Linked DNA regions of Homo sapiens: region 1 is linked to region 2. A link is a loop called in an ENCODE intact Hi-C map of the cell type or tissue named here. Cell type or tissue: Calu3. All regions are shown on one strand. Links, peaks and the distances in the headings refer to the core of each region. The heading gives the core; the rest is flanking DNA. Region 1 overlaps LOC105377109 (a long non-coding RNA gene). Region 2 overlaps FAM3D (FAM3 metabolism regulating signaling molecule D).

Region 1 (10,504 bases), core at 1,295-9,294, 58 kb before region 2:
CCTGGAAAAACAGGGACTGATAATATCCTTTCCCCTTCTGAATATCTAAAGGCTAAGAACTTGGCAACATCATAGCTAGTGAGAAGTCAAGGATATCTGGTTTTTTCACTGCAGAGTCTGTTCTAGTTATCATTATGATATGTAAGAATATCAATGAAAAGTCCTAGAGTTTAGGGTCCTGAGTTTGAGTCTTTTCTCTAACCACACCCTGGTATCACCTTTAGCAACTCACTGCTCTCTCAAGGCCTCAAAGCGAGTTACCTTCAGCAACTCACTGCTCTCTCAAAGCCTGGTCAGGGTTGCTTGGAGGCACACACTTGCTCTCCTACCCTCCAACCCCCTCCACAACCAGCTATGGCAGACATTGCTAGTCAATCATGGCACCTGGGGAGGACAGAGCCAGCAGTAGGCCTGCAATCCATTCTTTCCCTCTACAAGGAATGCTTTGGGAAAGAAAGGGAAGTACTTGATCAGATTTTCTTCTAAACATGCTAATAATGACAGACCTTCTGGAAAACACACTGACGGTATTTACTAGGGGAGAGTTCTTACCCATGGAATGATTTTGGCAAGGTATACCTGAGTGTCTGAGTTACTCATGGCAAACAAATGTGGGATCCATGGATTTTTGGGGCATGTCTTCCTGGAAAATGTCATATAACCTTTGTAATTTTTGAAATATCAAATGGAGATGCCTCATGATCAAAATGTGTCCGGAATTGGTTCCTTCCAGTGGGTTCTTGGTCTTGCTGACTTCAAGAATGAAGCTGCGGACCCTCAGGGTGAGTGTTACAGTTCTTAAAGATGGTGTACCAGGAGTTTGTTCCTTCAGATGTTCAGATGTGTCCAGAGTTTCTTCCTTCTGGTGGGTGCGTGGTCTTGCTGATTTCAGGAGTGAAGCTGCAGACCTTCGCAGTGAGTGTTACAGCTCTTAAAGGTGGCATGTCAGGAGTTGTTCATTCCACCCAGTGGGTTTATGGTCTCACTGGCTTCAGGAATGAAGCTGCAGACCTTCACTGTGAGTGTTACAGCTCATAAAGGTAGTGCAGACCCAACGAGTGAGCAGCAACAAGATTTATTGCAAAAAGCAAAAGAACAAAGCTTCACAGCATGGAAGGGGACCCAAGCAGGTTGCTTCTGCTGGCTGGGGTGGCCTGCTTTTATTCCCTTATTTGGCCCCACCCACATCCTGCTGATTGGTCCATTTTACAGAGTGCTGATTGGTCCGTTTTACAGAGGCTGACTGGTCCATTTTTACAGAGTTCTGATTGGTGCATTTACAAACCTTTAGCTAGACACAGAGCACTGATTGGTGCATTTACAATCCTTTAGCTAGACAGAAAAGTTCTCCAAGTCCCCACCCAATTAGCTAGACACAGAGCTCTGATTGGTGCGTTTACAAACCTTTAGCTAGACACAGAGTGCTGATTCATGCATTTACAATCCTTTAGCTAGTTAGAAAAGTTCTCCAAGTCCGCACCTGACCCAGAAGCCCAGCCAGCTTCACTTCTCAAAAAGAGCCCTCTTTTGTGTGTTTCTCCCACTGCCATTGCTTAGATTTCACTTGTTAATGGAGGAGAGGGCATTCTAATGTGGCAAGAGAGAATCTGGGGATCTTCACTGGGCCCTCTCTGTGCTTTGGCCTGTGCCTCACAATTACTAATACGCTTAAAATTGCCAGTACAGTTTGATACTAGATGAAATCTGATTCTTGCAAGTCTGATCTGGCAATGCAGTCCTTTGTGTTGTCTCAGCACCCTAGGGCTAAAGGTTAGAGCTGTACAGATTCTGAGAACACAGGTGGTGACCTCCTTGGGGCCAGGGTTCATATTGTACTCCTGTGTCCCTATTTCTACACACTGGATGTGACCCATAGTAGGTGCTAAGTAAACAATAGTTGAACGAGTGTTGGTTGTATTATCCTGGGAGTTGATTTTCGGGCCCCTGACTCTTCAGCAGAAGCATTCAATGATAACAACTCAGACAGGAGAGCAGGGGCAGGAAGTGGGTGAGGGGGAAGCCATGAGTAAAGCTGTGCATGTCCTCAAACTCATTTTGACAACTTTGACCCACACCCAGAGACTGCTTCAGTGTAATAGAGGGATCTGGCTAGTGTTGAATGCCCTTCTGAAACAGTTCCATCAGCTCAACAGATCTATTTCCTGCCATTGTCATAAATAATCCATATAAGAAGGATTGACATTGGTGATAGAAGCCTTATAATCCATCAGGTTGAACTTGAAAATTTTGTGGAAATGGCCAATTTTTAAAGCTTATTAGCTTTAAAAAATACGTTTCCACTAAGTTCACCAAGAATCTCTTATTAAGGAATAGGAGAGCTACTGAATATCATTTATTTTCCCCAATGCAGCTTAATAATTAACATGGGATTTTTTTAAGAGTCAGAAGCAGGTAAAGAAAACACAGACAAATTCTATTCATCTGAAATCTGCACATCTTTAATGGAAAAGACAAAAATACCAAACATATAAAAAAAAGAGAGAGAAGTTTCAGAAAAAATGGAATTCAACATTTATTGGAGAATAATTTTTCACTGCACTATAATAATTCATTAACCCCAGAATAAACCTAAAGTTAATGATTATTGTCATTATGCAGCAACATCTCACATTTTCCAAAGAAAAAAAAAAATCAGTAAGCACAATGGTGTCCCCTTGGAAGCCTTTTAATGCTTATTTTTGGTGAAATAAAATCCATTACCCAGGAAAAAAAATGCCCAGTGCTGAAGATTGTGCTGCAGTCCAGGGCCTGGGTAGTGTCACACACCGTATTTCAATAGGAGAAAAGCCTCGAAATTGAATTACTGCCTGAAGATTTTGTGCGAAAGAGGGCATTGTCAAAGGACCTTGTCAGATCATATTCTGTATGTTTTATAAGGCATCTCATAGTATATGTTTAAATCTCACAGATTTTATGCTGGGACACAAGAGGCCTGGGGCTGGGAGCACTGAGGTGTTAAAGGACAGAGATACAGTGAAATAAAATGCTGTCGCTCCAGTCTCTGTCATAATTCTCTCAGCTTACAAAGTGATCTTAGAAAGAGAAAGAGAAGGAAAGAGAGAGTGTGTGTGCATTTTTTGGAAGGTAGGATTGAAAGGAATGTCTTTTTTATCTATTATTTAATTACCTTAATTAGGGTTTCTCAACCTTAGCACTATTGACATTTTTGTTACCAGAAAGGGGACCTGATCCAGACCCCAAGAAAGGGGTTTTGGATCTCACACAAGAAAGAATTTGGGGCAAGTCCACAGACTAGAGTGAAAGAAAGTTTATTAAGAAAGCAAAAGAATAAAAGAATGACTACTCCATCGACAGAAAAGCCCTGAGGGCTTCTGGTTGGCTAATTTTATGGTTATTTCTTGATTATATGCTAAATAAGTAGTGGATTATTCATGAGTTTTCCAGGAAAGGGGCAGGGATTTCCCAGAATGAAGGGTTCCTCTTCCTTTTAGGCCATATAGGGTAACTTCTGGATGTTGCTGTGGCATTTGTAAACTGTCATGGTGCTGGTAGGAGTGTCTTTTAGCATGTTAATGCATTATAATTAGCATATAATGAGCAGTGAGAATGACTAGAGATCACTTTTGCTGCCATCTTGGTTTTAGCAAATTTTGGCAGACTTCTTTATTGCATCCTGTTTTATCAGTGGAATCTTTGTGACCTGTATCTTGTGACCTCCTATCATCCTGTGACTACAAATGCATAACCTCCTGAGGATACAGCCCAGCAGGTCTCAGCCTCATTTTACTGAGTCCCTATTCAAGATGGAGTCACTCTGGTTCAAGTGCCTTTGACATTTTGAGCTAGATAATTCTTCATTAGGGAGTGGCAGTGGGCTTGTACCTATACTAGGATATATAGCAGCATCCCTGGCCTCTGCTCACTAGATGCCGGTAACACTATCCACCTCCCAGGCATGATCATCAAAAATGTCTCCAGACATTCCAAATGTACCCAAAGGGGGCAAAATCACCCTCATTAAAAACCACTTACTGGGCCAGGCATGGTGGCTCATGCCTGTAATCCTAGCACTTTGGGAGGCCGAGGCAGGTGGATCACCTGAGGCCAGGAGTTTGAGACCAGCCTGGCCAACATGGCAAAACCCTGTCTCTACCAAAAATACAAAAATTAGCTGCACATGCTGGCAGATGCCTATAATCCCAGGTACTCGGGAGGCTGAGGCAGGAGAATCACTTAAACCTGGTGGGTGGAGGTTGCAGTGAGCTGAGATCGCACCACTGCACTCCAGCCTGGGCAAAAGAGCAAAACTCCATCTCAAAAAAAAAAAAAAAAAAAGAACCACCGACTGGGGCCTCAAAGATTATCACTGGGATCAGGACATGAAGAGTAGAAAGGACGCAATGTCTCTGGTGCCCACTGCAGCTGGCTGTGTGCTCAATGTCTGCCCAGGAAGGAATCTGCTCTAAGCAGAAAATATGATCTGCACCTGCAGAGGGGAAAAAAAAAAAAAGTCAGTTTCCAGAATCTTTCTACCTGTGATGTCATTAAAATTAACTGTAGATGTATTACCAGACTTTCCTCGTCCCCTGCCCAGAAAAGAGAATTCAGGCTTGGGCCATGAATTAGTCAGGGCTCTCCAGAAAAGCAGAAGCAGCAGGATGTGTGTATAGAGGGAGAGATTTAATTTCAGAAACTGGCTTACATTATTATGGAGGCCTGGTAAGCCTAAAATCTCCAGGATAGACCACAGACTGGAGGTCCAGGGAAGAGTTGCAGTGAGACCCAAGGCAGTCTGCTGGCAGAATCCTTTTTGGGCAGGGGAAATCAGTCTTTGTTCCATACAGCCTTCAAATGACTAAATGAGGCCCAGAGGCCCATCCACATTAGGGAGCGTAATCTGCTTTACTTAAGATCCACCGATTTAAATGTAAATCTAATCCAAAAAGACACCATCACAGAAACATCCAGAATAATGTTTGAACAATTATCTGGGCACTGTGACCCATCCAACTTAACACATAAAATTAACCATCGCAACCCATTTCCTGACTCCACCCTCTGAGAAGTGCCTGGCCCAGCCAGATGGGTTCTCTGGCTTTCATGATGAGAGAATGAAGAAGAAAAGGGAGGCAAGATAACAGGAGGCAGTCAGGGAGGAGGCTGAAGGAGGCTTTGGTTTTGTGTGTGTGGAGAGAGGTAGATGTAGAGAACTGGGTCATGAGAGAGTGAATGGCACAGGTTTATAAAACAGGATTTCAAGAATATCAGTGAAGAGTGTCATCATCAAAGTACTCAAAATCATACAAATAAAGGAGCTGAGTTATTTGTGAAAGCACTTTTGATGGTGTTGGCTGTGTTCTTTTTCATTGCAACACGTTTTTGGGACTTATCTATGTGGGTGTCTAGGCATTACACATATGACAGAGCCTCCATTGTGGCCAACAGGTTCCTCAGGTGGTGTGGTTACTGCAGCTGTGAGCCAACTTCAGTGTATTTATTTAGCCATTAACAACAGTAGAGAGGCCCATCTTTTCCTCTAACGGTCATTTCCTTCTTGCCTGAACACCTCCAGGGAAACTCCCCCAACCCCTTTTCAAAGGAAGTTTTCTTTCAGTCCATGATGAATGGGCAAGGTGGCCTGAAGGGAACATGGCCCACCCTCCAGTCTTAGCTAATTGCTGCAGGAATGGATGCTGGTGGGCCAGCATATATATATAAATATAAATGGATATTTATAACCTGACACGTCCACCCTACTGCTGTGTCCGGTTTCCATTGGCTGGAATGGAACCTCACATTCTGTATTTGTCCTGATTGGCTAGCAGCTTAGAACTTTCTAAAGAGGCAAAGGCAGAGGAGAACAAAGGAAGGAGGAAGTAACTTATGGAATGCTGGGAAAGGTGAAAACCCTCCAAATAAGGAAGAGGAACAGGCTATGACCTAATGCTTGTTTGGACCAGCATAAGCATGCCAGGGCAAATATTTAGGCTAAATTGTGGGAGCTAAGAACACAAAGCACATTGATTTCTTTATTATGGCTAGCAGATATCTAAGAATGTTAGCACAGGTCTTTGAATAAATTTTGCTTCTAAGAGAAGTTACTATTTATACCTAATTAGACAGGGAAGAAAAGAGAAACCTCTACTTTACTTTTTACACAAAAAGGTGGATAATCTAAAAGAAATCTTATATTAGTGATGATGCTGGTGGTGGAGATTGTGATGAAGGCAATGGTGATAATGATGATCATGATGGTAACAACAATGGGACACTGGTGGTAGTGATAGCAATCATGGTGTTGGTGATGCTCATGATGATTGTGGCAAAAGTAATCGTGGTGATGATCTGATTCTTATGATGATGCTGATGATGAAGCTGGTGATGATGGTGGTGGTGGTGGTGATGATTGTGATGGTGATAATGACAAAGTTGATGATGATGGTGATGATGGGAATGGTGATAGTGATGCCAGAAGCAACCACTCATTGAGTGCTTTAATTTTACCAGATCTACTTCTGATCAGATCTCTCAATTTCTTGGGTTAATATGCAGAGGAAATGAGGTCATAGATGCAAAAGCTTCTGAAAATGATTAAATCAATCATGACATTAATAATTTGTTTATTAACCACTTACTGTAACACTGCACTGAGCTCAGTGCTTTAGGCAGATATTTTCTCATAACAACTCTATCATAGATGTCATTTTTTATGTTTGACTGCTGACAGTTTTCAAGCTTCCACCATTCCCGTTCCCTTTGCCCCAAGTCTGGGCAAGCTGATAAGAAAGCCCAAATACTCCCTCCCTTGGCACCAGTGGGAAAAGTCAAGCTGTGCAAAAGTCAAGCTGTGTGTGATTGTAGGAACTCAAATCCCAGCCCCATCTTCTAACCACAATAAAAACCAAAGGCACTGCCACTTTGAGCCATTTTCAGACCAACTTGGGTGCCTCCCAAACCCTCCCAAAAAGACTCATGAACTGAGTAAAAAATATTTTCCTCCACTTTTGGTGCACTTGTGACATCATCAATTTCAATATTTGAACCAATTCGGGGTTGGGGGTCGTTGATCCTGCCCTCTTCACAGGGCAACCACAAAGTAAGCTCCATGAAATAGGGAATCTTATTGTTCTTATTTTATTGATAAAGAAACAGAGGATCAGAGAGGTAAATTAACTTGTTTCACATCACCGCAGCTAGCTAATGGCAAAGACAGGATTCTGTTTAACTCCAGGACCTGAGTGTGAATCAACCAGACTATATTTTCTCCATTTCTCAGGGTGATTTTAAAAATGAAGCAGGATACTTATGGTGGAAGATCCTTGAAAAACTGAAAGCATTTGCTATGGTCTGAATGTTTGTGTTTTTCCAAAATTCATAGGTTGAAATTCTAAACCCCAAGGCTGGGGGAATGGGATGGGGGGGCTTTGGGAAATAATTAGGTCATTAGGGCAGAGCCCTCAAGAATGGGATTAGAGCCCTTACAAAAGAGGCCCAAGAAAGACCTCTTATCTCTTCCGCCGTGTGAGGACACAGCAAGAAGGTGCCATCTATGAACCAGAATATGGTCTCTCACCAGACACTGAATCTGCTGGCCTCTTGATCTTGGACTTTTCCAGCCTCCAGAACTGTGAGAAATAATTTTCTGTTGCTCATAAGCTCCCCAGTTATGGTACTTTGCTATAGAAACCCAAACAAACTAAGACAGGGTCTGTTCACTTTCTCACTCTTTCAATCATTGACAACCATTTTTATAAAAAAAAACAATGTGTGTATGGGGTAGATAAATGGACTATTTCTTCCTTCAGTTTCTTTTTCTCAGCAAGTTAAATTTTTTACAGAAGTGTCTCCTCTTGCCCCCTACCTTAGCAGCTTCTCCTGATTTCTTACTGCCCAGAATGGTGACACATGGTAATGCCTAAAATGATCACTGGCAAGAGGCGTAGTGCAGCCCAATCCAATTAACGTGCTTGGGCTGTGGACTGGGTCTAGTTCCTGTGAAGTTTAAAAGGTGTGCAGGTGAGTGCATGTCAATCCAGTAATTACCTGCACTTCTGCTACTTACCAAGCGGGGTCTAGGTTTTGGGGATAGACATTTGGACAATCGGAGGCCCTTTGAGTCATTTAAAACCCAACACTCTTCTGAAAGATGTTACAGGATCCTGGGGCAAAGTAGAGGTCAACCAGGTTAACCCTCTGGAAAAATGCTTGGAATAAAGCCAACCAAAATGGGCAGGTAGGTTGAGAATGAAGGACTGAAGAAAGAGTTATAAAAACATAACCACAAACCTGGCAAGCATGAGGCTGCTTGCTACAGCAAGACACAAAACCTGAACCAGACAAGAAATTCATTTTAATAAATCATTCTTAACTAAAATTGCTGATGAAAGTTACAATAATGCTCAGCACCATAGCCCGGGTTTGGAGACTGCCTCTTTGCTCTAATTAACAAAATGAAGGATTAATTTATAAATCAAACACTCATATTAAAAATTCAGAGGGTGGCAATCAATATTTTTCTGTTCGTGCTAAATTCATCTAATTTTCTGTAATAAATGGCATTCAAAGATGATTATTGGTAAATTAACAGAATATCCAATTAAAGCACTTCTTGTGAGTGTTTGCCAATTTGGGGAGCTTGTTTATGGAAAATACAAGCTTTGGGTGGATCCTGAGGAGTATGAAGTAATTGACTCTTCCTTGGGTAACGGAAAGGTTCAGTTTGAATGGCTTGGAAACAAATCAACAAGAGCCATTTAGTAAATGTGTAAAAACATTTGCCCTTTTTCTTTCTCTTTCTCTTTCTCTTCCTTCCTTCCTTCCTTCCCTCCTTTTCTTGTTGTTGTTGACAACAAAATGAGTCAGGTCTTGCTACTTCCCACCTATGAAACCCAGAGCCTTGGCCAAGCCAATTGGATGTTATTTCCCAAAACTTTGAATATTGTAGGTGTGAAGCAAGGACAAGAGGATCAATTGAAGGTGCCTTATCACAGTGGCCGCAGTGGCACACTGGTGCCTGGCACCAGAAAAAGCCCTTGGTTCTCATCTCTTTCCTAAGCTTGGTTTTCAAGCTACCTATCAATGCTGAGAACTCTCGTGTCCTTCCAATAAATTCCCTTATGCTTAACAGGGCCAGCATCCGTTTCTTGCAGGCAACCAAGAGTTTTGACTGAGAAATAAATAACCTGAAGGAAAAGATAAATTGTGTATTAATTAAGTTTCCTGTTCAACTTAGTCTCTCTGTGTAAGGTAAGAGGAGCTTGCTTTTAGAAATATGGGGGAAGGCATCAGGAAGCTATTTAGCTTTGATAAATGTGGGGAGTGTGGTTTGGAGGGCACACGTCTCTGAATGAAATGGGCACAGAAAGAATTATGATCAGAGAGAGAGGTGGGAGAGGACAGTCAATCGGTTTACTAGAGCACATGAAATGAAGTCATTATCCAACCAACAAACAAAGGCTGGAAGTGCTGTTCAGGCCAGTGCAATTACTTGAGGCTCCTACTTATTACTAGGATGAATGACAAATATTCAGGTCTGGTTATGAATCAAGGCAGTACTTCTTCCTGGTCTTGTCTATCTGGTTTCTGACTGTGCACCTGCAATATGTTTCTCTAGCAGGGCTCCCAGTGCAAAGATCCTAAGCAAACTGGTGGCACAACATAGGTGCTCAACAAATATTTGTTGAAAGAAAGGGCAAATTGAGACCCTAGCATTTTGCTCCTGCTTTTGGAAAAAAAATGGTAGTATAGTCTTTAAAAAATTGTCATGCTTTTAACCATTTAAGAATGCATATCACCCCACTTAAAGATGTTCATTCAATAATTTCTTTCTCTTATAGGTTACTTGTAGTAGTAGACTTTCAAGATGGCTCCCAATGATTCTTTCATTCTGAAATTTATGCCATTATATATATAGCCCCCACCCCACATTCAATAGGGATGAATAGGGCTAATCTATGTATAACCGTTAGGATATTGCAGAAATGATGAAGTGTGACTTCTAAGACTACATCACAAAAGACATGGCAGCTTCCACTTTGCTCTTTCTGTCTTGGATCACTTGCTCTGGAAGAAGCCAGCTGCCATGTTGTGAGAACACTCAAGCAGATTTATCTGAGGTCCACATGGTGAGGAACTGAGGGATTTTTTGCTAACAGCCAACATGAATGTGCAATCCACGTGGGTGCAACATCTTGGAATCAGATCCTCCAGCCCCAAACAAATCTCCAGAAGACTGCAGCTTCATGAGAGACCAGAACCCAGAACCACTCAGTTAAATCCCTCCCAAATTCCTGACCAAGAGAAACTGTGAGATAACAAAATGTATTGCTGTTTTAAACCACTAAGTTTGGAGGTAATTTGTTATGCAAAAACAGGTAACTAATGCACTAGAAATGTTATAACCATAAAAAGCCCACATAATGATAATATTTGGGGTGACTTCTTCAGTCTACTCAGATCATCTCCTCCAACCCCAGGTTTCACTCCTCATGAGCGAATGTCTTAGAAACTTAGAGTTCACTGC
Region 2 (10,504 bases), core at 929-8,928:
AACTCACCCAAGTTCCTCTTGGAGATATTAGAACAAGAACGGGAACCCAGGTCTCCCAGATTCATATCCTTTCTGATCAAAGGAAGAAGTGAAGGGAAGGGATTTATATCTCTGGATTCATCCCGCTTGAAGACCAAGAACCATGTACATTGACATCATCACAAACATCAGTGACCTGAGCCTCTCCCAGCTTCCTAAGGCAGCAAGTAAACCAGTCACTCCTTCTTGAACATGACCCCACAGTGGAGTGTCTGCGATCCCTTACCTTGTTTGCTTCTTGTCAAGCATGTTCCACAGCCCATGCTGAGATGATTTAGAAGTTTATATAGATGCTTAGTGGCCAAGTGTCCCCACCCCCGCGCCCCCCACCCCCACCCAGGATCGCTGCTTTTACAAACTAGACAGTGATGTGGCTGCACTAATGGCCTCAAAGGTGAGGGGCCCAAGTCAGTGTAGGAGGCTCAGGGGTGTCCTCTAGAGAAGAGTGCCCCAGTCCGAGGTGGGAGAGGGGCAGTAATTGAAAAGAGACCCAGTAATTATTTCTCTCTCAGTACTCAACTACCTGGGGTTTGACAAGCCAACATCTCCAACCAACCATCATTAAGTGACTGCTGGGTTTTGAACTCTGTGTTTGGCCCCAGGGACCCTCAATGAGGAACATGTGGCCCTGCTCATGGTCTGAGTCAGAGAAAGAAACAGACTTCATTACAGCATGTGGAAAAATGAAAGTGCATTAACATGATGCAGAGTCTCAGGAAATGTTTACAATGGCAGGAAATGTAACCAGTGGGAAAGATGGCCAGTAAAAACCATTGATGTTTCAGCACTGAAGGGAGTAATTTTCATTTACTTCAGAGGTTCCTAACCTGAGTGCACATACCCTCATTTTATTATTTAATGCACTGATATAGAAGCACATATATTACTATAGCACAAATTTGGTTTTTGTTTTTACTATTATATTGATATATAATTGGTTTCCAATCTATTTTACTTTATGCATTTAATAACACAGTCTGTTGGAGTATAAAGTGATAAGTGTCTCAAGGGAAGTGAGAATAATTTTATTCTGAGAGGAGTTCATGGGCTTTTCCAAACCACCAAAGGGAATCATGGCACAGAAACCAGATTAAGAACCCCTGTGCCTAGAAAGTTAATCAGAGTTCTTTCGGATAAGAGTGACCAGCCGGGCACGGTGGCTCACGCCTGTAATCCCAGCACTTTGGGATGCCGAGGCGGGCAGATCACGAGGTCAGGAGATGGAGACCATCCTGGCTAACACGGTGAAACCCCATCTCTACTAAAAGTACAAAAAATTAGCCGGGCGTGGTGGCGGGCGCCTGTAGTCCCAGCTACTTGGGAGGTTGAGGCAGGAGAATGGCGTGAACCCGGGAGGCGGAGCTTGCAGTGAGCCGAGATCGCGCCACTGCACTCCAGCCTGGGCGACGGAGCGAGACTCTGTCTCAAAAAAATAAAAATAAAAAATAAAAAGATGAGAGTGACCAACTCAACTTTAACTGGTTTCAACAAAACATGAGGTCTTGATCGTCCACTATGGGCATCTTGTGGCTTCAGGTGTGGCTGAATCCAGGAGTCTCCCATGAAGTCCCCAGAGCTGGTCTCTCTTCTTTCTACATCCCTGGGCTTTGCTTGTTGCTACTTGACCTCAACAGATTAGGGCCTCATTCCATGGGCAGCTTTCTCTCTAAGGCAGGCACGATGGCTCCTCTCCCGATGCTTATCTTCTCCCTTGGCTGAAAAAGCACTTTCTCTCTCTCTCTCTGTCTCTCCCTCTCCCCCTGCCCCCACCAACTATGTATCAACATAGGGAAGTAGGGAAGGGCTCTGTCTCCAGAGAAATGTAATAGTATGATTGACCCAGCTTGGGTCTCATGCCACTCCTGGGGCCTTGGAGGCAAGGGGTAGGGACATTTCCAGATGGACAGCCCCTGAGAACCAAATGGAAAGCGTGTAAGTGTTGGGGGGGGTTCCCCCAAAAAAGGAGAGTTTCTTCCCCTAGGATTTCTGCTTCCTCTGGAGGCCCTGTCCTCCAGGCGTCACTGCTGGCGTGGTGGGAGATACGATGTAGAACCACAGAAACAACTAGGATATGGTATAAGATTTCAGGAAGTGGCCAAGGGCCCTAGAGCCAGTGCAGACAATATGCACTGTGGGCAGTCAGGAAAGAGACACCCCAATATGGGCCAAACACCCACAGCAGCACAACTCTACCCTTCACTGGGGCCCAGGGGCCAGGCACCGGGCTTGGCCCTCACACAGTGATCTCACTGGGTCCCCTCCATGGCCCTGTGAGGGTGGCTGTCATCACACATGCCATCTACATGTGCTGTCAAGGAAACTGAGGCCCAGGGAGGTTAAATGTCTCATGCAGTCATATACTAGGAACTAGGGCACAAACTCTAATGGTCTCAAACAGCCCAGCTTCTTTTGAACCAAGGGAGAGTCGTGTGTGTGTCTTGTACAAGTGTATGTGTGTATATGCACACACATGTGTATGTCTGCGTGTGTGTACACGTCTGTGTGTGCACACATGTGTGTCTGTATATGTGACCATACCTGTGTGTCTCTATGCATACATGAGTGTCACATATATCTGCATGTGTGTGTGTGTGCATGTGTATATGTGTGTGCGTGTGTGTACACATGTGTATCTGTGTATATGTGTGCTGTGTGTGTATGTATGTGTGTGAAGGGGTGACAGTGGCAAGGCATTTTTAGTTCATTTCAATGGCGCCAATTTAAATCCCCTTATTCCCACTCCCCAGCCCCCAGCCCCCAACCTCCATCCTGCAGGAGGGTCCGAAGTGCTTTTCCTCTAACCAGATTCTGTCTTCTCTCCAGCAGCCTCGCCCACCAAGGAGATCCGTGAGTATCTGTGCAGCCCCACACCTCCCCCGACCTCATCCACTCACCCCCTGCTCCCATTTGCCCTAGGGCAACAAGGCCCAGGGCCCCTGCTCTGAGCCCTGCAGGTGCCAGAGAAACCTGGGCTTCCTGATTCTTCCCAGTCCTCTCCTCCCATGGCCCAATGGTGCCTTCTGAAGCCTCTAAGCCCTGTGGCAGGGGTGGCCCCCCTCTCAGTCATTCAGACTGTAGAGACACAGTTCAACTCTGCCCCTTCTCCAGTACCCCTGCTGCAGTCTGGACCGAACCCTGCCCCTGCCCCCTGTCTCTGACAACCCCACACAGCTGGGAGCCCGAGGACCAGGGCTGTGCTCCTTAACCCCATTGCAGTGACCCCAGGCTTGGCTCAGGGTTCCTGCTGCAAAGTGCCAGAGACCACATCAGGCACTACAGGGGCCCCAGAGACAAACAGAAGTGGGTGCTGATTGTCTGTTGGGGTGGAAATGCCAGACCTGCCTAAGAGAAGTGGAGAAAGTGCTCTGGGTTCCAGGAGGGGCACCCCCTGCAAGGCCTCAGGGAGGAGGTATCCCCTCTGCAAAGGCCTAAAGGCAAGAATGCTCCAGTGGAGTCCTTGGCTAGAGAGTCAGGACAAGGAAGGGGAGGGAGAGCTGTGATGATGGTACTAGTAACGATGATTGAGTGTCTATTATGTGCCAGGCACTGGATTCAGAACTTCACAGGCATCTCATGCAATCCTACATACAACCCTATGTTGGTGCTATAAGTAGCCCCTTTTATAGGTAAGGAAACTAAGGCACCGAGAAGTGAAATCTTTTGGCCAGGGTCACACAGCTGTAAGTGGTGAGGCAGAAGTCAAACCCCCTCCACCATCTAGTCCAGAGCCCACCCCCTCAACCCCTCTTTGCAAGAGGCAGCACCTCCAGGCCCTCTCCATTTCCTTCTCAACATGGTGGTGACTCTGAAGAGGGCTGTGGCTCCCAAAATAGGATTTTGCCTGGCTAAGAAGGACATGGGTGCCCCAGTACACTGTGAGATTACAGAAGGCAAAGACAATATGAAGCAACACAAATCATTCACCTCCACACCCTTAACCCTAGCTCCCTGAAGTCTCCTCAGTCATATTCTGAAGTGGACACAGAGTGTCACAGCATCTTGTTGCTATCAAACACTTAGACATCACCTGCTGGGGGGATAGCAAATTCAAGCACACATGCTGTTTTCCACCCTGCCTGTTCCCATGGCAGACATCACCAATCAATCCCAGCATTCTTTCCCTCCAAGCCCATAGGCAGCCTTGAGAGATTTATCATTAAGCCTTTAACAGGAGGTCCACATTGACATTTAAGAGGAAACCTGTTTGACAACCCTGATCTAAACCAACTTCCTGATTTCACAGCTGGCAAAGATAAAGGGAGCAATTTCTGGCAAGCCACAGAGCAGATTAATGAAAGAGCAGCCTATTTCCTGAATGAATCCCTGCCCCAGTGCTCTTGGTAGCACACCAGTTCCATGCTCTGAGCAACAGCACAAGGGTTCCCGGGGGGGTTGGGCCTCAGGGATTGAGGCAGCTGATGGGAGCAGCCTTCTATGCCAGAACCCAGAGAGCAAATCTCCTGCCTCCCAGAGGCTGAGGCCCCCTTGGCCTCATCTCCCTTCATCCAGCAGCGTGACTGTGAAGGCTGGATGGTCAGAAAATCAATGCTGGAAAAGCCTGCTTAAGCCAGCCTGTTGACATCAGGTTTATCAGACTTAGCTGCAATTGATTAGGCTCTGGGCAAACACCAGAAGTGGTCCCCAGGGCTGGGAATGATCTCCCTGCATAGGTGAGATCCCCGGGTGAGGGGTGCATGTGGCTGGAGGTGGGGCCCCAAGGCTGTAGGAGACCAGGAGCCATGCCCTGGCTTCCCTCCCCAGCATCACTCCTCAGCCAATCCCATAGGTGGGGGCTGGGCCCCTTCATAGGGATCCTGCCCAGAAGGAGGAGAAGGGGAGTTGGTCCACCCCCAGCCCGGCCCTCTCTCCCCTAAGCCACAGGCTTGGATACCCACTCTCTCCTGAACAGCCCTTCACGGATGCCTCTGCCCACTGCCCACTCTCTGGGTGACAATGTCATGGTTTGAGTTCAGTTCCACCCATCACATGTGTGTGCTGAAACCAGGAGAGGGGGAGCCCTGGACAGGCATTTCCTCTCAGATTCCCAGGGTTGCCTGCTCAGTGGAGGGAAACCAAGCCAGCAGGGTTCCCTGGTGTGGGCTGCATTTGCTCCTAGAAGGGGCACCTTTACCTACTCAAAGGTGCTCACCAAGCCTGGCACCAGTGGGTTGTGCCCCTCCAGAGGGGTGCATTTTCCTGATTCACCTAAAAGCTCCCTATAGACCAGGGAGGGCCCTGGAAACCTCATGGTCCCTACCAGCCTCAGGTGTAGCCTGGCCCAAATATTGTACATGTTATGCAGTGAAGACTACCCACTGCCTACTATGTGCCAGACACAGGAGTTTTCAGGATGAGTCAATAAGATAATAAACACAAAGTCCTGGCCCCAGTGCCTTGCATGCAGCAAGGTCTTGGCATGTGCAAGCTTCCTTAAGGAGCCTGCAGCTTTGCTCCAAAGCACACACTGGCAGACCTTGGCCAGATGCCTGGCACAGGGGCTGGGGAGGGAAAGGCTGCCCAACCCCCGTTTTCCCTTTGCAGATGAGCATTCTCCAAATCCATGTTTACCCAGTCCTCCTTAATGCTGCCTTCCAAACTGTCAGCGGGTGCTAAAAAGCACACATTAGGATGAATTAGAACATGCCAGGCTGCAAGGGCGGGTGTCATCCCAGAACTCACAGAGCACGTTGAGGGCTCAGCCGCTCAGCCACATCTTTAGGTCCCACCAGCATCTCCCCCCAGGCATGGACCTCCCCAATTTACCCTGTGAAGGCTGCATGGAGAAGATGCAGGTCTTAGGAACAGCCAGCATCACCAGAGGTGCCACTTAGTGAGTACCCAGTGGGCTCCCAACACCGTGCTGAGCTCCCAGTGGGAGAACCGGAACCGTCTGCCTGTTCTCTGTTGTATTCCAGCATCAGGCACTTAGTAGATGCTCAGTAAATGAGTGATAAATGAATGAATGATGAGAAGAATAGCCAATGTGTACTGAGCATTAAACCACACTCATGTATTCCTCACAAGAACCCAGTGGGGGAGGCACCACAGATACCCCATTTTGCAGATAAGATGAGGTGCAAGGAGGTTGAGAATTTGCCCAAGGGAACCTGGCTAGACAGAAGTGCTCCCACTCACCCCGCCAGGGTCCCTGGGAGTTCTCAACAGGGGCCTCTGGGGACTCAGAAGGCTGCCATGGCCCAAACGAGAGGTTCTCAGGAGAGTCCCTTCGTCATAGTGACTCAGGTTTACTCTGGTTACATTTACCAAGGGTGCCCTGCTGTGGCTGGAGCTGTGAAGGGAAGCCCAAAAATTCATTCTGGGCTGGTCCTGTGTGCTCTGGTGGGGGCTGTTGGAGGCACTGTGGAGCCCAGAAGGGCACATCTCCCAGACTTTGCAATCAGCGAAGGCTCCCCCAGAAAGAGGCTCTGAGCTTCATCCCAAGCTGCGCCCTGGCCCTAGCCCTGGCCCTCCCCTCCTTCTCCCCCAAGTACCTCCTGAGCTTCTGCCCACCAAGGCTGGTCTCTTTCCTCCCCAGAGGTTAAAAAGTACAAGTGTGGCCTCATCAAGCCCTGCCCAGCCAACTACTTTGCGTTTAAAATCTGCAGTGGGGCCGCCAACGTCGTGGGCCCTACTATGTGCTTTGAAGACCGCATGTAAGTACCTAAGACACAACTATGTTTATTTTATTTTATTTTATTTTATTTCATTCATTCATTAAAAAACTCAGAGGCTGCAGGGGCTGGCCTGTGAGACCAGCCCACAGCTTCCCTTTCACTCTGGGTGTGTGAGGCACAAATAACAATAATTGAAACAGCTCCCACATCCACCAGCACCTTGCCTGGTGCTTCACAGCATCTCTCATTCATTCCCCCGACATCCTGGGAGGTGGGGATATTATCCCCAGGAGAATGTAAAGATGAGGATAGTGGGGTGCAGACAGGGTCACCTGCCCAGTGGCAGGACCAGGATTTGACCTCAAGTCTAACAGCCAAGTTGCTGGGCTTCCCATGAAAGGAAATGCCTGCAGAGAAGTTTCAAGATCCTGACCCAGGCATCAAAGCCCAGATATAGCAGGCACCAGGGCTTCCACCCCAGTACAGGAGAAAGGCTGTGTACCTATCATCCAACCTAGACAGTAAAGGCCCTGGGACAGCAAGTGCAACCTATGAAAGAACTCAGGGACGGGTGTTTAAACCAGGATTCTGAACCTAACCACAGTTTGTTTAAGCAAAACAAGGAAGTGATGGGTTCAAATACCTAAAAGACCAGGGGTGGTAGGCAGGCTTCAGGACCACCTGGATCCAGGGATTCAAACAATGTCATCAGGGCTGTCTATCACCCCATCTTCAGCTCTACCCTCCTCTGTCTAATAGCTTTGCTTTTTTTTTTCTACTTGCAAGGGATTTCTCCATGTGGTTAAAGAGGGAGACCACCAGCTGGTTTGACATATTAGCCCAGCCTAGCACCCTAATGGGAAAAGAGCCTTCCTGTCTAAATTATCCCTGCAAAAGTCCCAAGCCTGTATTTCATTGATTGGCCTGGGTCACATGACCAAGCCTAGCCCAGCGTATTAGTCCGTTTTCACGCTGCTGATAAAGACATACCCGAGACTAGGTAATTTATCCAGGAAAAAGATTTTAATGGACTCACAGTTCCATGTGGCAGGAGAAGCCTCATAATCATGGTGGAAGGCAAAGGAGGAGCAAGTCACATCTTACATGGTTGGCAGCAGGCAGAGAAAGAGCTTGTGCAGCCTCCTTATAAAACCATTAGATCTTGTGAGATTTACTCACTATCATGAGAACAGCACAGGAAAGACCTGCCCCCATGATTCAATTACCTCCCACTGGGTCCCTCCCACAACACGTGGGAATTCAAGATGAGCTTTGGGTGGGGACACAGCCAAACCATATCAGCCAGTCGCTGTAGCTGGGGACGTAGGATGCTCTGCTTGTCCACACCTGGGAGAGAGAGGTCAATCCCAGGAACCACCTGGCCTGTTCGTGGAGAAAGACAATTCTCCCACCGCACATCCAGAGACAAGGGTGTGGATGCCGGGCCAGCAGGAACACAGCTGGGCCACATGGGGACTCAGACACCCCAGGATGGCAGCAACCTTCTGGGTCCTGCCTCCTTCCAGCAGCCAGGCCTCACGGCCTGGGGGTGGGCTGGCCCCACCTCCAACACCTCAGAGGCCCAGGCAGGGACCTTGCCTCTTCTCTGAGCAGGTTGTTCTGGTCCAACATGCCTTGAGAAACTCTTCAGAGAATCCAGCCCACCACTAGTTTTCAGGAGAAAACAGATGGCCCCAGTTATTGCATGTGTTTCCCAATGCTTCTGCATTGCTTATGTGGGTCCTCACGGAGTTCCCCAGCTGGGAGAGCAGAGTGTTCATTCCACACTCGGGACCGACTGTCATATTTCTTCTTCATTGTCTTCAGGATCATGAGTCCTGTGAAAAACAATGTGGGCAGAGGCCTAAACATCGCCCTGGTGAATGGTGAGTTGCATATCCATCCCCAGACAGTTCCCACCCAGAACCAGGGAGGGTAGGGGGTAGCGGCATATTCATTCAACCAACATTGGCTCAGCTCCTACCTCATGGCAGGAATGCCCGTAGAGCTCAGGAGGGGAAGCGTGGCTGGCCTGGGGGAACAGAAGGTCTCAAAGACCCGCAGAGCTGTAGAACCGCAGAGCTAGCCAGGCCCCTGCCACATGCTCCTATCTCAGGAGGACACACTTCTCCTATGGAACATGAGTGAAACATGACCCGATCCTCAAAGCCTCTCTGCTTAAGCCAACACAAATGAGGATGTGGGGACAACCAATGACAGTGCAAGATCACATGCTGAGTATACACCTTCATTCATTCATTCAACAAATACAGGCAGCAGCTACTGTGGGCCAGGCTCTGTACAGGACACTGGGGGTCAGCCAAGAACTAGAAAGGCCCTGGCTTCACAGCCTCCGTAGGTATCCGTGAGGCTCACAAACAATCTCAATGTGGTGAGCCTCTCTGGAGGGGCAGGAAGCACAGCTATGGGAGCTGGGATGCAGAGCTGGGATGCAGAACAGGGGACAGACCCCGGGTGGTTCAGGGGAGGCTTCCAGAGGGAGCTGATGGCCAGCTAAGGCCTGAAGGATTGTGGGCGCTGGCCAGGAGAAAATTGGGGAAGGCTCTTTCCAGGCAGGGGCAACACAGTGCAGGGAGGAGAAGGGAAAGGGAGGGAGAGAGGTTTGCAGGGCAACATAGAGAGGCAAGGCTGGGGACAGCAGCAAGGCCAGAGGATGAGGAGCTAGCAAGCCTGCTAAGAAGTGTGACTGGAAGCCGAGAGCAGTAGGGAGCCACGGAAAGGCTTTGAGCAGTGTGTGAGGGGCCAGGCATGCACTCCAGAAACCTCCCTCCAGCTTGGAGTAGGGGGGCTGGAGGCAGGGAGACCACAAGGGAATCCATGGCCTTGATAACCCTGCATCTCCTGCAGGACACACACTTAAACAGGAGGCCAGAGGGCCGCCAAGCCTGAAGTAGGGACACGTTTCAGGAGGGAGTGGACTTACAGGGTCAGGTAAGGACCAGGTGGTCTAGCCCCAGCCAGACCTCCTCTCTGCCTCTGTTCTTAGAAAACAGAGTTTTCTAAGAACTGGCTGTAAGGGCCACTTCTGGGACAAAGGTCAGGGCAAGTTGGGGAAAAGGTGTAAGGGATGCTCAGGAAGGAACTTGTCGAGCTTGTGTGTGGCAGGACCACATGAGCACACTTAGGAAGGAACAGGGTAGGATGGGAGCCCCGGCCTTGCCAGCTCCAAGCCCCTGCACTTCACTCCAGAGAAAGCCTTTTCTCGCTCTGCCAAGAAACCCTAATGGGTCAGGGGAGAAGTCGAGGCCTGGAGCAGTGATGGGGCTGTTCCTGGACAGATGGGAGTCAGAGGACAGCCCTGGCCAACTTCCTAGGAGCCCAGGAAGGGCCAGGGCAGGGAGTGGCAGGAGGCTGAGTGCAGCCGTTCCTCTGCAGCTTTGAGGAGGGCCCAGGCCTGTTCCACTCCAGCCTCAATGAAGTGGCATCCCTCCTGCAGGGAGGGTGTGCCCAGGCTGGTCTCAGAGCGCTCTTTTGTGCATGCCAGACCCCAGAAGACTGTAGGAGCCTCAGCATACATCAACACTCCCATCCATCTGCCCTCACCCCACAGCGAGGGCAGGCAGGAAATGGCACAGGCTGCAGCTGACCTGGCTGAAACCTGCTGACTTTCTCCCCTAAATGGGTCGCACCTGAGAAAAGCTTTTTGAATATTCTCCAATGAGATGGCCCCAGACTAGGCCTCTTTCCCTGCTTCTCACAAAGCCAAAAGGATGAAAATAACCATCAATGGCAATAAGAACTAGCATTTATTGGGCACTTACTGTGCCTTTTCATTTAACCCCATCACTGTGTTAGGATGGAGCTATGCTCAATATCCCCATTTCCCAGGT

Evidence for each region. Peaks named below come from ENCODE experiments on the same cell type or tissue, not always from the same donor. Only the 100,000 strongest peaks of a DNase experiment are listed, where the experiment ranks them.
Region 1: it touches region 2 in a loop (3-fold over the local background); 2 of 110 quality-filtered maps call a loop at or near these places.

The regions. Positions count from the first base shown.
Region 1 is chr3:58,699,886-58,710,389 of GRCh38, reverse strand. LOC105377109 (a long non-coding RNA gene) reads right to left here. Exons shown (of 3, transcript XR_940879.3): 3 at 4,306-4,468. Among named protein-coding and RNA genes, the nearest start is that of FAM3D, 38 kb to the right of the region's middle. In Calu3, for the core only: no CTCF peak of the experiment used is centred there; a DNase peak (open chromatin) is centred at 5,519.
Region 2 is chr3:58,641,697-58,652,200 of GRCh38, reverse strand. FAM3D (FAM3 metabolism regulating signaling molecule D) reads left to right here. Exons shown (of 10, transcript NM_138805.3): 4 at 2,863-2,886; 5 at 6,575-6,692; 6 at 8,481-8,539. Among named protein-coding and RNA genes, the nearest start is that of FAM3D, 20 kb to the left of the region's middle. RefSeq lists an enhancer at 2,608-3,107. In Calu3, for the core only: no CTCF peak of the experiment used is centred there; DNase peaks (open chromatin) are centred at 4,150 and 4,290.